Regions from separate parts of the Homo sapiens genome. Here regions 2 and 3 are each linked to region 1. A link is a contact called in ENCODE Hi-C or POLR2A ChIA-PET data. All regions are on one chromosome and are shown on one strand. Each heading gives the region's core, a stretch centred on a gene start or an enhancer-like site at or near the end of the contact. The rest is flanking DNA. Distances are from core to core; before and after follow the strand shown. Region 1 holds the start of TMEM242 (transmembrane protein 242). Region 2 overlaps ZDHHC14 (zDHHC palmitoyltransferase 14). Region 3 overlaps ZDHHC14 (zDHHC palmitoyltransferase 14).

The links. A loop is a pair of places that touch in the nucleus more often than their neighbours do. ChIA-PET counts read pairs that join two places held with the same protein, here RNA polymerase II (POLR2A). Pooled maps may share reads with other maps.
Region 2: a map of endothelial cell of umbilical vein shows a loop between it and region 1 (4-fold over the local background). The contact joins the enhancer-like site here to the promoter of TMEM242 in region 1. A Hi-C loop is called at or near these places in 3 of 168 maps with a recorded cell type or tissue (K562, OCI-LY7 and endothelial cell of umbilical vein), 4 of 37 single-sample maps with no recorded cell type and 14 of 50 pooled maps. POLR2A ChIA-PET finds 5 or more read pairs at or near these places in 4 of 52 experiments (HepG2, K562, activated T-cell and 1 more).
Region 3: a map of dorsolateral prefrontal cortex shows a loop between it and region 1 (2.6-fold over the local background). The contact joins the enhancer-like site here to the promoter of TMEM242 in region 1. A Hi-C loop is called at or near these places in 9 of 168 maps with a recorded cell type or tissue (B cell, Caco-2, GM12878 and 5 more), 35 of 37 single-sample maps with no recorded cell type and 16 of 50 pooled maps. POLR2A ChIA-PET finds 5 or more read pairs at or near these places in 10 of 52 experiments (B cell, GM12878, HEK293 and 6 more).

Annotation. Positions count from the first base shown.
Region 1 is chr6:157,321,360-157,325,635 of GRCh38, forward strand. TMEM242 (transmembrane protein 242) reads right to left here and starts at 2,160. Exons shown (of 4, transcript NM_018452.6): 1 at 2,053-2,160; 2 at 1,346-1,446. The coding sequence starts at 2,140. It overlaps TMEM242-DT (TMEM242 divergent transcript), which reads left to right and starts at 2,275. Exons shown (of 1, transcript NR_187268.1): 1 at 2,275-3,118. RefSeq lists enhancers at 1,923-2,262, 2,443-2,872.
Region 2 is chr6:157,513,198-157,517,473 of GRCh38, forward strand. All of the region lies in intron 1 of ZDHHC14 (zDHHC palmitoyltransferase 14), which reads left to right. Among named protein-coding and RNA genes, the nearest start is that of MIR3692, 14 kb to the right of the region's middle. RefSeq lists an enhancer at 4,136-4,276. Within about 2 kb of position 1,979, at least 4 of the 41 ENCODE cell types and tissues checked have a DNase peak (open chromatin) inside an H3K27ac peak, as active enhancers do; they include endothelial cell of umbilical vein, where a contact is called at or near this core.
Region 3 is chr6:157,453,909-157,458,184 of GRCh38, forward strand. The region is part of intron 1 of ZDHHC14 (zDHHC palmitoyltransferase 14); the gene reads left to right. Among named protein-coding and RNA genes, the nearest start is that of MIR3692, 73 kb to the right of the region's middle. RefSeq lists an enhancer at 1,193-2,084. Within about 2 kb of position 2,026, at least 2 of the 41 ENCODE cell types and tissues checked have a DNase peak (open chromatin) inside an H3K27ac peak, as active enhancers do; they include dorsolateral prefrontal cortex, where a contact is called at or near this core.

The sequences.
Region 1 (4,276 bases), core at 910-3,409:
TCATGATTTAATAAAATTAACTATTTTATTTCTTCAACAAGGACACTGTTAAGTAATACTGGCTTTAAAAAATACAGGTACTTTGTAATGAAGGACACAAGGACTTTCACAGTTTGGTGCTACTGCCTTAGACCAAGGTATCAGCAGTTTTACTCTCCATTGCCTCTGTACCATTAGTACAAGCATCTTAGTATCATTATGAAAATAGTTCTGACTTCATGGACCCAAGGATCAAGGATCAGCAGGGTTCTGTGGACTGCAGTTTGAAAACCACTGTTAGACCCCGAAGAGCATCTGTGATGATCAAATCTCAGAATAACAAAATAGGATGGAAAGTTGTGATATGTGTACGTGCGCTCTTCAGCCCCAGAGAATCCCTAGTTTTCATCAGATTATTAAAAAGATCAGTGAGCCAAGGATTAACATAACTTAGGCTTAGAAATCAACCAAAACTCTACTGTTAAGGCACTACTCTGATTTCCACCACAAAATATATTTCTGCTCTGAAAACATTCTATAACATAGAGAGAAAATGACCCACAAGGTCCATAGCAGTGATTTAGGAAGCTCCATATAAGCTTAGAGCATTCAGAGGGGATCCAAGCACACTTTAAACATGGTCTCTTGCCATTATGGTATCGATAAGGCTTAAGTATGATTATTAAAGATAAATGTAAGTGGAAAGGAAACTTGACTTTTTATGATGTTTTACGTAACACTTTTCCTCCATAGCACACATCAAATTGTAATTACACAGTTATTTGTGTGAATATTTATTTATTTATTTTTGAGACAGAGTCTCGCTCTGTCACCCAGGTTGAAGTGCAGTGGTGTTATCTGGGCTCACTACAACCTCAGCCTCCTGGGTTCAAGTGATTCTCCTGCCTCAGCCTCCCGAGTAGCTAGGACTACAGGAGTGCCACACCACACCTGGCTCATTTTTGTATTTTTAGTAGAGATGGGTTTTCGCCATGTTGGCCAGGCTGGTCTCAAACTCCTGACCTCAGGTGATCTGCCCCTCTCGGCTTCCCAAAGTGCTGGGATTACAGGCATGAACCACGATGCCTGGCCCAAATTTAGATTCAAAGTCATGTTGTGAATAGGAAATGTACCAGATAAGCTTTCAAAGTCTTGTTCCGCTAAAATTTAAGAAAGCACATAAGTACATCCTTCTAAATGAAAATAAAGACTTGGTTAATTTGTACATTTCTAGAATCCATGAGCGTATATAAATTCACATCTTAAAGCAATGTGAAAGACCATCAATATTTTATTTTTTCTACGCAAAAGCTGCCATATATTGTAAACAATAACAATGCTATGAATGGATTTCAGTGTCACCAACCTTATTGAACCATTCAGGGCTTTTCTTTTTAGCCAATGATAATGTTGTAATAAATCCAGCTAGCATTCCCGCTGCAGCAACGGTACCAAGGAAAATTCCACCTGCCAAGAGTTTCGGGGAGGAGGGGGGATATTAAAAAAAATTAAATAAAAAGAGGTTAAAAAGATGTACAAAAGTAAGTTTAAGATACTATTCGAGTTACAATCAAAATCACTTTTGAAATTCAAGAAACCATGGCTAAGCAGCTCTTGCTAACAGTAAATGACAGCGGCTGAGAAACACGCGTGACCGCACGACCTCTGGTTCCTTGGGTCATTCCGAATTATTATTCCCGAGCGCAGAGAAAAGGTTCAGCTTCCCTTCCCCTCTCCCCTGGGACCACAGCGTGAAGTTTCTCACGGGGAGGAGAAGAGACGATGGCAATCAGAAAAGGCAAGGCTCTAGAACAATTGCAGAGGTGACGGGGAAATATGGCACGCCCGGGAGAATAGCTCGCGGGATCTGCCCCCCGCCCCGCCCAAGGGGAGACTCCACCCAGTAAGCGACCTACCCTCCCTGGGCCGCCAGACTCCGCGGGCTAAACTCAGGGGCAAGCACAAGCTAAGGGCTCTCAGAGCGGGATGTGTGTGGGAATGCCCGCTCCAGAGCAAGCCAGGGTCCGGGGTTAACTCACCCCGACGCCCGCACCTCACCACAGCACATCTTACCTTTAACCAGGAAAAGCCGGTCATTCGTGGACCCCGGAGCCTCCAGCCCAGAGGCCGGCTGCCCAGTTGCAGCGCCCGCTGTCTCCATGTTTAGGTCGCCTCTAGTGCGTCCGTCCCCAACTGGGCCCGGGTGGAAGCGAGAACCAGGCGGAGGAGAAAGGTTCCGCTACCGCCTCCTCCTGTGCAATCTGAAGAAGGGTCCGGAGTGCGGCCGCTGTCCCCAAACCCTCCTCCCGCGCCGGGGCCGGGAAGACGTGCTGTGCCCAGCCCCAGGGGCGATGCCCTCCAAGGCCGTCTCTTAGGGAGGATCTTTTGATTTCTCCAAGGAGATCATTGCTGGACTTAAGTGATTACTTTGGCTGTTTGAAAGAACGCTCAGCCCCGACTGTAGGAGGCAGTGAGGGTCGCAGATTGCGCCAAGATTCCAGGCCCCGCCTGTGAGACCCTGGAGCTCATTTTCCTGATCAAGCTTACATTGTGTCCAACGATTTGGCCAGCGCTAACACTCCACGATTCTAAAACGCAAGCCTAGGTCTTCTGTCTGTACTTTTCTAGGTAACTTCCCAACAGTGTTGAGGAATAAGTGACAGGCTTTCTCCCTGGAGGAGAGCCAGCCACCCGGTTCTGCGGTGACGGGTACCTCCGCCGCGGTGTGAGTGCTCGGCCTCCGTCGGGAAGTGGAACACTCACAGGATGACCGAATGAAAGTACCACCCCCGAAAGGAGAGCGACGCCCGCTGGAAGCGCTTGCAGAGCTGCCGGCAACGTTGACCGCTAGCAAGCTTGGTCTTCCGCTGGGAGGCTGGTTTGCCCATTCTGTAAATGGCCGTGGAGAGGAGGAGGCTAGTGGTGATAGAAAATCTTTTCAGCCTCTCAGAGAACAATGACATCTTGTAAAATAAGGCGGTCTCTCTGCTATTTGTCCTGCCCCCCATCACCGGAGGGCATGAGTTTCCTGAGGATGGAGATGGGACTCTATGTTCAGTTTATATCCCCCAGCTTTCAGATATTAACTGGTTACCAACATCAAATGCATGTTGGATGAATGAGTAAATGAATGCATCCATTTTTGCGTCAGTGAAGTGCAGTTAATAGCTCAAACCTGGGCTCGGGTCCTAAACCGCTTCTCAGGTGTGTGAACTTGGGGTAACTTAGCCCCTCTATAGCTCAGTTTCCTCACCTGTAAAATTTAAAAACTGGTAGTAGGCCAGGCGCGGTGGTTCACGCCTGTAATCCCAGCACTTTGGGAGGCTGAGGCAGGTGGAGATCAGAAGTTCGAGATCAGCCTGGCCAACATGGTGAAACCCCGTTTCTACTAAAAATACAAAAATTAGCGGAGTCTAATGATGCGGGACTGTAATCCCAGCTACTCGGGAGGCTGAGGCAGGAGAATGGCTTGAACCTGGGAGGGAGAGGTTGCAGTGAGCCGAGATCGAGCCGTTGCACTCCAGCCTGGATGACAAGAGTGAAACTCTGCCATCCACCCCATCCCGCCCCCCCCACACACAAAAACTGATAGTACCTAACTCATAGGATTACTGTGAGAATTAAATGAAGCAACATCTATAAAGAAGTTAGCACAGTGCCTGGCACATATAAATATTCAATACATGTTAGCTCTAACTATTACCACCTTTGATTCCAGTAGCTATTTTGCAGCATTGCCTATGGGGATTTTTAAAAATGATGGATTATCAAGGTCTATCTACCACGGGAGATTAGAGCTCTGAAGGCCCGCGGGTGGCAGGGCAGAATGTAAAAGCTCCGTGGGGTTTCTGATGATAAAAAACTACTGCTCTGTTCAAATTTTTGTGTGGATGAGATCACACAGAATGTATGTGACCTTTGGATTTCCTGGAAACACGTCAGTATCTGAAAGGGCTTTTAAGCTGGTAAATGCTGTGCTAATTTGTTGAAGGACCTATCCTTTTTCCTTCCCCTCATACATAACAGTAACCATAGCTGCTAACATGTATTGAGTGCTTTCTATATATCTGACATTGCACTAAGTGCTTCAAGTACATTATCTCATTTATTCCTCTCCATAAACTCAGAAAGACTAACTTGCTCAAGCTCACACAGCTGTTAAGTGGCAGAGACAGGGCTTAAAAGCAGGTCCTTCCTTATCCACTGTGCCAGTCGTCCTCAAGTGTGAACTTGAATATTGGAATCACCTGGAAGGCTTATTGCACTCAGCTTGCTGGGCCCCATTCCCAGAGTCTGT
Region 2 (4,276 bases), core at 729-3,228, 190 kb after region 1:
ATAGCTTACTGTTCTCTGTAAGATGAAAACAAAATTGACTGTTCAGCACCATTCTCCTCCTCTTAGTGTCATTAGCTTTCTTAAAAGCACACTAAACTCTCAAGAGTTGCCACTTATATGGCTGTAGGAAAGATGTTTCACAGCTGTGAGTGTGGTGGTGGCGTCCACACCTGTCAGGACAGGCAGGGCCCAGGGTCGGAGCTGATAGTAAGTCAGTTTCATTCTAAACATTCATTTCTGAACATTTCACACCATTCCCTAAGCTGTTAGTGCTTTGTTACTTTTTACCTGATTGCACCCCGAGCTCCATCTGGGACTCTGTCAACATTGACATAAGCCTTGGAAAACACAGACTCATGGCTGTTTTTGCTGTTCGGTATTTAGGATTTACACTACACCAGGCACATCACTAAATACCATATGTACATTTACTTCATCCAGTCCGCATTATTATTGTTATGTGATTGTACTATTTATATATTATATTCTGTTATTATGTGTTGATTATGATATGATTGTCACCGCTTTTATTTTTTAATAAAAAGGTTCAGAGAGGTTAGGTAAGTTTGCCTGAGTCACACAGCTAGTGATGAGGTCAGAGATCAGAAGCCAGGCCTTCCGGACTCTGAAGATGAGGCTCCTTACCCAGCCATCATGAAACCTGAAAGGAACTTAGAAATCAGCTGTTTCCAGTCCCTCATTTTATGGATGAGCAAACCTTGGCTCAGCGAACAGTGAATTGCTCAGGGTCCCCTTGTCAGTGGCCTTCAGACCCTGGTCCCAGGCTCTTCCCACTGTGACACGCCATCCACATCCTTTCTCTCGGAGGCTGGCTGGTCCCTCCTGCCAGTCTTCCTGAATGAGTTTGCTTCACCAGATTTGGCTCTGTCTCTAGAAACAAAATGAGTTGAGTTTCATTAGCAAGCATGAAAAATGTAGGTTCAGAGATTAAAAGAAAAACAGTTGGGATATACCATATTGAAGGCACGTGGGTATAAATGGGTTCCAGGGCTCTCAATTTTTTGGGGGGACAAGGCAGAGTTACGTGTAAACAACCGACAAGCCAGCTCACGGCCATGCGGCCCACACTGTACCGTCACTCCCCTCTCAGGATCCATCTACTCTTCAGGAACATTGAATTTTCTTTCTTTCTATGCCCATGGTCACTTTCACCTGTGCTCACACACAGTCGGCTGTGCAAAGAGCAAAACTTGGATGTCCCCAGGTGGCTGCCAGGGTTGGGATGGAAGGTTCTGCTCTAGAAGCCAATAAAACAAAAATATCTGCCTATTAGATTGCAGTGATTAAATACTCTGATATCGCCAAGAAGTTGGATTGGAAGAAGTCCCTGGAATCCCCAATCTAGTACTTCAGTTTCTATGTTTATTGCTAGGCAGTGAATATTGAGTTTCATGGCAAATGTCATATAACTGTAACAGGCCCCTGAGGCAAGAGATGGACCCCTTATTCCGGTTGTTGTTTGAGCCCTGCAGCCTCTTGACTGCTGGAAAGCTTCACTGGCCTTGACCTTGGAAGGCTGACCCAGCCTCTCTTCCCCGCTGGGCGGTGGGGAGTGGGTGATGTCCAAGCCACCGATGGTATAGGCACAAAAACCAAGCCAACAAGGAACCCATTCCAGGAGTATGGGGGTGCTTGGGGCCTGGGTCTCAGGGGAGATCTGCTTTGGTGGAGTCTCCAAAGTATAACATCTGGTTCTCGACTTGGCAGGTCCGGAGACTCAGTGTTATCGCAGCTCTTTCAGAAGTGTTTGCATCGGGGCCTTACAGGTGCCTGAGATATCAAAAGGATGCTATGTATTTAGTGAGAACATTTTGTAAAGGCCAGAATATTCCTTTCCAGTTTTCCAGCATGTCCTGGGCTGGGGAAGTTGAATCTGTGGCTAGAAGGTTGCTTGGTGAGTGGGGCCTGAGCACTCACGGGGAGAGAGATGACCCTGAATGACACCTCATGCCAGCCACGGCGAGTACTAATGAGTCATCCCACAGTTGAGCATATCGCTGGTGACCAGAAGGTTCCTGCCTTCCTGTTACAGCATCTCTGCCAGACAGTGAGGAATGAACACTGCAAAATTTTCCCTCTCCGAATCTTTTCCATGGTCTTTCCAGCAGAGCACAGTGTAACTGATTGCATTCCAGCTCACGTGATTCTAGTCGCATCTTAGGCCTTCTTTTCTGGGCTGATGCGAAATCACACACAACGAACTGGGCGCACCCTTCATTTCTCTTTCTTTTTCTTTTTCTTTTTTTTTTTTTTTTTTTTTGGAGACGGAGTCTTGCTCTGTCGCCCAGGCTGGAATGCAGTGGCGCGCTATCTCCGCTCACTGCAAGCTCCGCCTCCCGAGTTCACGCCATTCTCCTGCCTCAGCTTCCGGAGTAGCTGGGATTACAGGCTCCCGCCACCACGCCCGGCTAATTTTTTCGTGTTTTTTAGTAGAGACGGGGTTTCACCGTGTTAGCCTGGATGGTCTCGATCTCCTGACCTCGTGATCCGCCCACCTCGGCCTCCCAAAGTGCTGGGATTACAGACGTGAGCCACCGCGCCCGGCCCACCCTTCATTTCTTTAGCCACAGATTCTCACACCATCTCTTGCACTCACCCCCACAGCTGTCTCTTAACACCAACTAACTGCATCTAGATAGTTTTTTAAGTAAACATTTGTATAGATGTGTAGTATTCATTCAGGAAAATGTACAAATTGTGAAGGTACAGCTCGATACATTTTTCCAAAGTTATCAGACTAACGTAGCAAGCAGGCAAGGCGTGAAATAGAACACTACCAGGACCCAAGTCCCCTGTGTGCCCTCCTTTCAGCCACCACTACCTCCAGAGTAACCGCTACCCTGCCCTCTAGCATCCTAGGTTTCATTTTGCCTGCTTATAAACTCGATAGTAAAATTCACACTATATTCTCTTTGCTCAACATATTTGCAAGCTATGTCTATGTTGTTTCATGCAGCAAATAGTATGTTTATTTCATTGCTGTATCATCCTCCATGATATTAATATGTAACTTATTACTACATTCTAACGTTGATACTTGAGTTGTTTCAGTTTGAGGCTTGTGTAATAGCGATGCTGTGAACATCCGTATATAGCATTGTGATAAATCAACCGTGTTTTTAATTTATCTAACTTTACTCTCCTAAGGTAATTTTATCTCAGAATTCTGGGAGTACCTTATTGTCATTCCCGTGAACAGGTTGCGGGTCCCTGAGTGCCTGGCCCGTGCTCTGTGTGTCTGCCATGATGTCATTTGTGGACCTGGCCAGTCTTTCCCTGTCAGAGTGTAAATCTATGAAAGTGTCTCCTGCACGTAGTTGAGTGAATTATTCGTTGAATGAATGTCTTCATGAGGGACTGGAGCCTGAAATATTGGGTTGAAATGGAAAACAAAAGTTAGAGTTGCTTATTTCTGTTTCACCATTGCAGTATCCCAAGATGCTACAGTAATTGTGCAAGGAAGCACAAATCCAAGGAGAAAGAAGGTCAAGTCTGCGCTGCAATAAAGCAAGAGACTTGAAGGGCTAGGAAATGGCAACCTTCTGTGGGCCTTCCTGCAGGGTGTCAGTCACCGGACATACTGCAACGCATTAAGTTAATAAGTGCCAAAAACCACACCAGGTGCAACTGTCATCTTCCAGATGAAACCTGTTCCCATGGTATCTGTCTCCTCTGTATCACATAGACACCAAAACATGGTGGTGCCTTGGGAGGGCACAGATTTTTTTATTGTTTTCATTTCAGAAAGCTCTAGCAACATGGCAAGAGGGAGGGTGGAAGTCCCCAGTGCTGAGTTCTGAGTGGAGCATAAAGGGGCTGTTTTTATACCGTGGTTGTACCCGGGAAGCAGACATCTCCGAGCACTTTCAGTGCCACGGAAGGGAAGTTGAGGCCAAGCGAGGGCCTCATTCCTCTCCTTGGAATCTTTGTTGCGTTGAATACCTTCACTGACTCCCCCTCCTCAGGAATTTGTGAGGACCAACAGTTCTCCTAAAGCAGGGGACTATTTTCCTAGTGGGAGTGGCTGCTTCCCAGGGATGGGAGTGGTGGGTGTGATGGGGACACAGTACCCCCACTAAAAGACTTCTGCTCTATAGTATCTCTTTTTTTTTTTGAGACAGAGTTTCGCTCTGTCAGCCAGGCTGGAGTGCAGTGGCGCAGTCTCAACTATAACCTCCGCCTCCCGGGTTCAAGCGATTCTCCTGCCTCAGCCTCCCGAGTAGCTGGGATTACAGGTGCTGCTATCACACCTGGC
Region 3 (4,276 bases), core at 776-3,275, 130 kb after region 1:
CCTGATTAATTGGCAGCTGTTGTTCAAAACCTTCTTAATGTTTATCTTGAAGCCTTTAGGTGTGGGGTGTGTAACTTAGGTTGAGATTTGGCTGTGACCAATAGGAAAAATATTATTTTCATAGACAATATGGATGTTTCTTTCTTTCAGGCTAGGACTGGCATGGCAGTGCTGCCCCACAAAGTCCTCAAGGCCACAGACTCCTTTTCATTGTTAGCTGTAGCTGGCCTACATCCCTTTGGTTATCTCATAGTCCAGAACAGCTGCTCCAGCTCCAGCCATTGTATCAGCACTTCCATCATCCAAAACATGAAGGGACAAAGAAATAAGATCAAAAGACATGCATCAGCCATTCTTTAAGCACTGCCTACATATTTTCCTTGGTATGTTCTCAATATTTACTACTTTTAAAGGCACTTGTCTTCTAACATCAAGGAGTAATTCCCTGTTATCTCTCTACTTTATGTTAACATACCACACTCTTTAATTTCAGAAGACTCCTTGCTATGAAATGTGTGTATCCCTAAGAAAAAGAAGAAAAATGCAACATAACATTACTGATTTTAAAATGCTTTTAATGCAGCTTCTTCTTTTTTTTTTTTTTTTTTGCCACGAGTCTCACCCTGTTTCCCAGGCTAGAGTTCAGTGGTGGTGTGATCCTAGCTCACTGCAGCCTTGAACTCCTTGGCTCAAGTGATTCTCCCACCGCCTCAGCCTCCCCAAGTGCTGGGATTACAAGCGTGAGCCATGGGACCTGGCCTTAATGCATCTTTAAACATGAACTGACACAATTTAAAGAGCAAATAGATATAAATGCTCTAATTTTTCTTTTAGCACATAAAAAGCATCTGAAAATTTTGATAGTTTCTGCCATGTTAATGGAGTTATTTAATAGAAGCCACAGGCCAAGCAGTTATTTTCTTTTGTTAATGCTGTATTTGATGCTGACATGGTGTTAAATATTCCTAAGCCCCAGCAGAAGCACAATATTGATTTCAGTTGGACCAGAAAGCATCCTTTTGTGAGTGCCTCTGACAGTCCTGTGAACAATGCTGTTGGTTACTCTGGGCTGAAAACAGGCCTCAGTTTCAGTGTCACCATTTTAACACTCTCATTTATCGCAAACTGACGGGCCCATCCATTCTAGCTGCACATCTGTGGCCTGATGTTTCCTGGGAGGCGCAGCCAGGCCACTTTGAAAGGCAGCAAAAAGCTTTTAGGAGTGAACTGAGCAGGGCAGTCACTGCAGTATCATTGCCTCCCGAAGTTCTTGAAGCATTTCCCAGTCTGCATGGGCAGGAGGACCCAGGGTTTGTGATGAGCACCTGCTGCAGAAAGACTCGGTCTTCCTGAAGATGTGAGGCAGCAGAAGTGCTCTAGAGATGCCTTCACAAGGGCAGAGTGATCAGTCACCATGCCTTAGAGGCAAAGCACTCAGGAACTGAGAAAAGACAAAAGCAGGGGAGGAAAGCGTTCTGGCCTGGAAGGGTGACGCTGGCATGGGGGTTCCTGTTGAGTGCCTTTCCTCATTGTCCTTCCTACCCTGAATGAAGCAGGTGAACCACATGGGAAATCTGTCCAGACTTTTGGCAGACAGTGAGTTTTCTCCAGGTCTTTCTTAAGTCTGGAGGCCCTGATGCCGCCGGCCTTTGTGCTTGCGTTTGTGTTGTTTTCTAGATCCTGGAGTTACAGTGAGCTGGGGGTCCTGTTGAGGGGCTGGTTAGAGCCTTGCAGCTTCCCACCTGGCACACCCCTCGCTCCTCCGGCAGGAACCGGGCCATTTCGGGGACATTGTAATTTTCTTCATGAGGAACAGAATGTGATCTTTCTTACAGTCAACTGGGGATACAAGCGGCTCTTGTTAGAAGGAAAACGACTGTAGAACACAGCATTTTCTCTCAGATAAAGCAGTTAGTTTTAGAAAGGAAATTAGAGAGAGAAAGTAACACGTTGGCCCATTGTGTGTCTGAGCGGCGCTCTGCCTGCAGCTATCTCCGTGTCAATGGCATCCTTTGATAGTCGCAGTGGACCGGGTCACACCCCTTTAATCTGACTTGTGGGGGAAAGAAGAGAATTATCCTTAGGCCTCAGAGAAAGAACAGAGGAAATGGGAGTTTTGCTTTTTCGGCGAGGATTTAGGTTTCATCGGAGTTCATTTATGTTTGCAGATTGCGCCCTCCGTTATGAAAACACATCCTTTCCTTCTACTCCCGGAGGAGGCCTGCTGCGGGAGGGAAGCTCTTCCTGACCTCTGCCTCCCCGAGGAGGCTGCCACGGCGCGTGGCCCTAGATTCTGACAGAGGTACTGGGCTTGGGTTTGAGCAAAAGCAAAGACAGTTCCAGTGATGTGTCCTGTTAGCCCTTCGATTTTAGCATTTTCGGTTGATTGGCCTGAAAACAGGTGCTGCTCAGGCAGCTCGTGATCCACTTGGCCCTCTCCTCGTTCATCCTGGGGCTGCCAAAGCAATGGGTAGAGAATCAAGGCCTGGCCTAGAGTCCAGGCTCTCCCTAGTCATAAGTGTGGGATGTTGCCTCCCCCATGGAGCCAGGGTTTTTGCAAAGTGGGAAGGACAGTAGCTACCTAAAACGGCACTCAGCGCTGTTAGGGACCTGACGTGACATTATTTATTCGAGAACACCCTTAAAACTGTCAAGAATTGAGTAAGACAAAGCACCACCATGTTTCTCCCTGGCAGTACGAGCTGCTTCAGAGAGCAGGTGTGGGCAGAGAGAGGAAGTGAGCCTTATCAGCCTGATCTTTCAGTCAGGTTTTTACATTTTTTTAAAAAGAAGTTTGGAAATTTACCAAGGGAGGAGGAGATTGAAGAAGAATTTTACAATTATTTGGAGAATTCAGTGAACCGTTCTGTTTCTGTCCACCTCTTTTTGAAATTACTGAGAAGTAACGTTTTCATTAGTAATCGCATTACATGTGCTGGTACAAAGACTGAGTTGTGGGCCGGGCGTGGTGGCTCATGCCTGTAATCCCAGCCCCTTCGGAAGGCCAAGGCGGGTGGATCACCTGATGTCAGGAGTTCGAGAGCAGCCTGGCCAACATGGTGAAACTCTGTCTCTACTAAAAATACAATAATAAATAAATAAATAAATAAATAAATATTAGCCAGGTGTGGTGCATGCGCCTATAGTTCCAGCTACTTGGGAGGCTGAGGCAGGAGAATCGCTTGAACTCGGGAGGTGGAGATTGCAGTGAGCCGAGATTGCACCATTGCACTCCAGCCTGGGTGACAAGAGTGAAACTCCATCTAAAAAAAAAAAAAAAAAAAGACCGAGTTGGGATGGGCACTTTTTTGGCGCCAGAGTGGGCCACAGACTGAGATTCTGTGGTTGAGGTGTTTATCAGGGCTTCCAGCGTGGGCTCTGGGAACTTCATTTGTTTGGCCACAGCAAATAGAAATGGAGCCCAGGAGTGGGAATGCTAGCTGGTATTGTAAAATCTGTTTTGTGATCATTTGGGAATGCCATTCCCTGGAACTGGAGTATGAAACTGGAAATTTGCTCTAAGAATTCTGGAGAACTATCCTATCATGTTTTAAAACGGACAATAAAGCCTGTACTGTTCTTACTTTCTGCCTTTGTCAGCAAGTAGGAGTACACAAAAATGAAGTAAAGATGTTACAATATTCACTGGAATATTTATCAATCATTTAAGTATTATACCACTGCTTTTTTCATAATCCTGAAATGATGGAAATGTGATTTTACTGTGAACTATTAGTCAGTGATATTCATGTCCAAAATTATGCCTGGGACCAAATTGCCCTTGGCATCGGGGGTCTCTTTGGGGTCTGACATGTAGATCCTGTATAGATTCTGTGTTCCTGGTTTTACTGTTTCTGAGTGGGTCTCATCCACTGGCCACTGCCTGGCCTCTACCACTTGCGCCCTCAACCAAATGCAGCATTGAGAGACGGTCCCCTGACCACTGAGCCTCAACTGCCATGCTGAGGTTTTACAGCTGGGGGGCTGGGTTGTGTCTGCCCCAGGGCCAAGGAGGAGCAAATTTGGACAAATTAAAAACCAATGCCAAGATAACCAACTCATAAAAGGCTCGTGAGCATATCTGCTTAGACTGGCTTTGCAGGAAAGATAAATAAATAGCAGACTACCTGCCCCCCACTTTCCATCCCATACTCTCAGGCGGATATGCCTCCTCTTTCTGCACTCGGTATGTGTAGAATCTGGTTATTGACATTTATTTATGTTTATGCCTAGAGGAGTGTTTTTGCGGAAGCAGGGTAGGTAGAAGAAGGGAGGA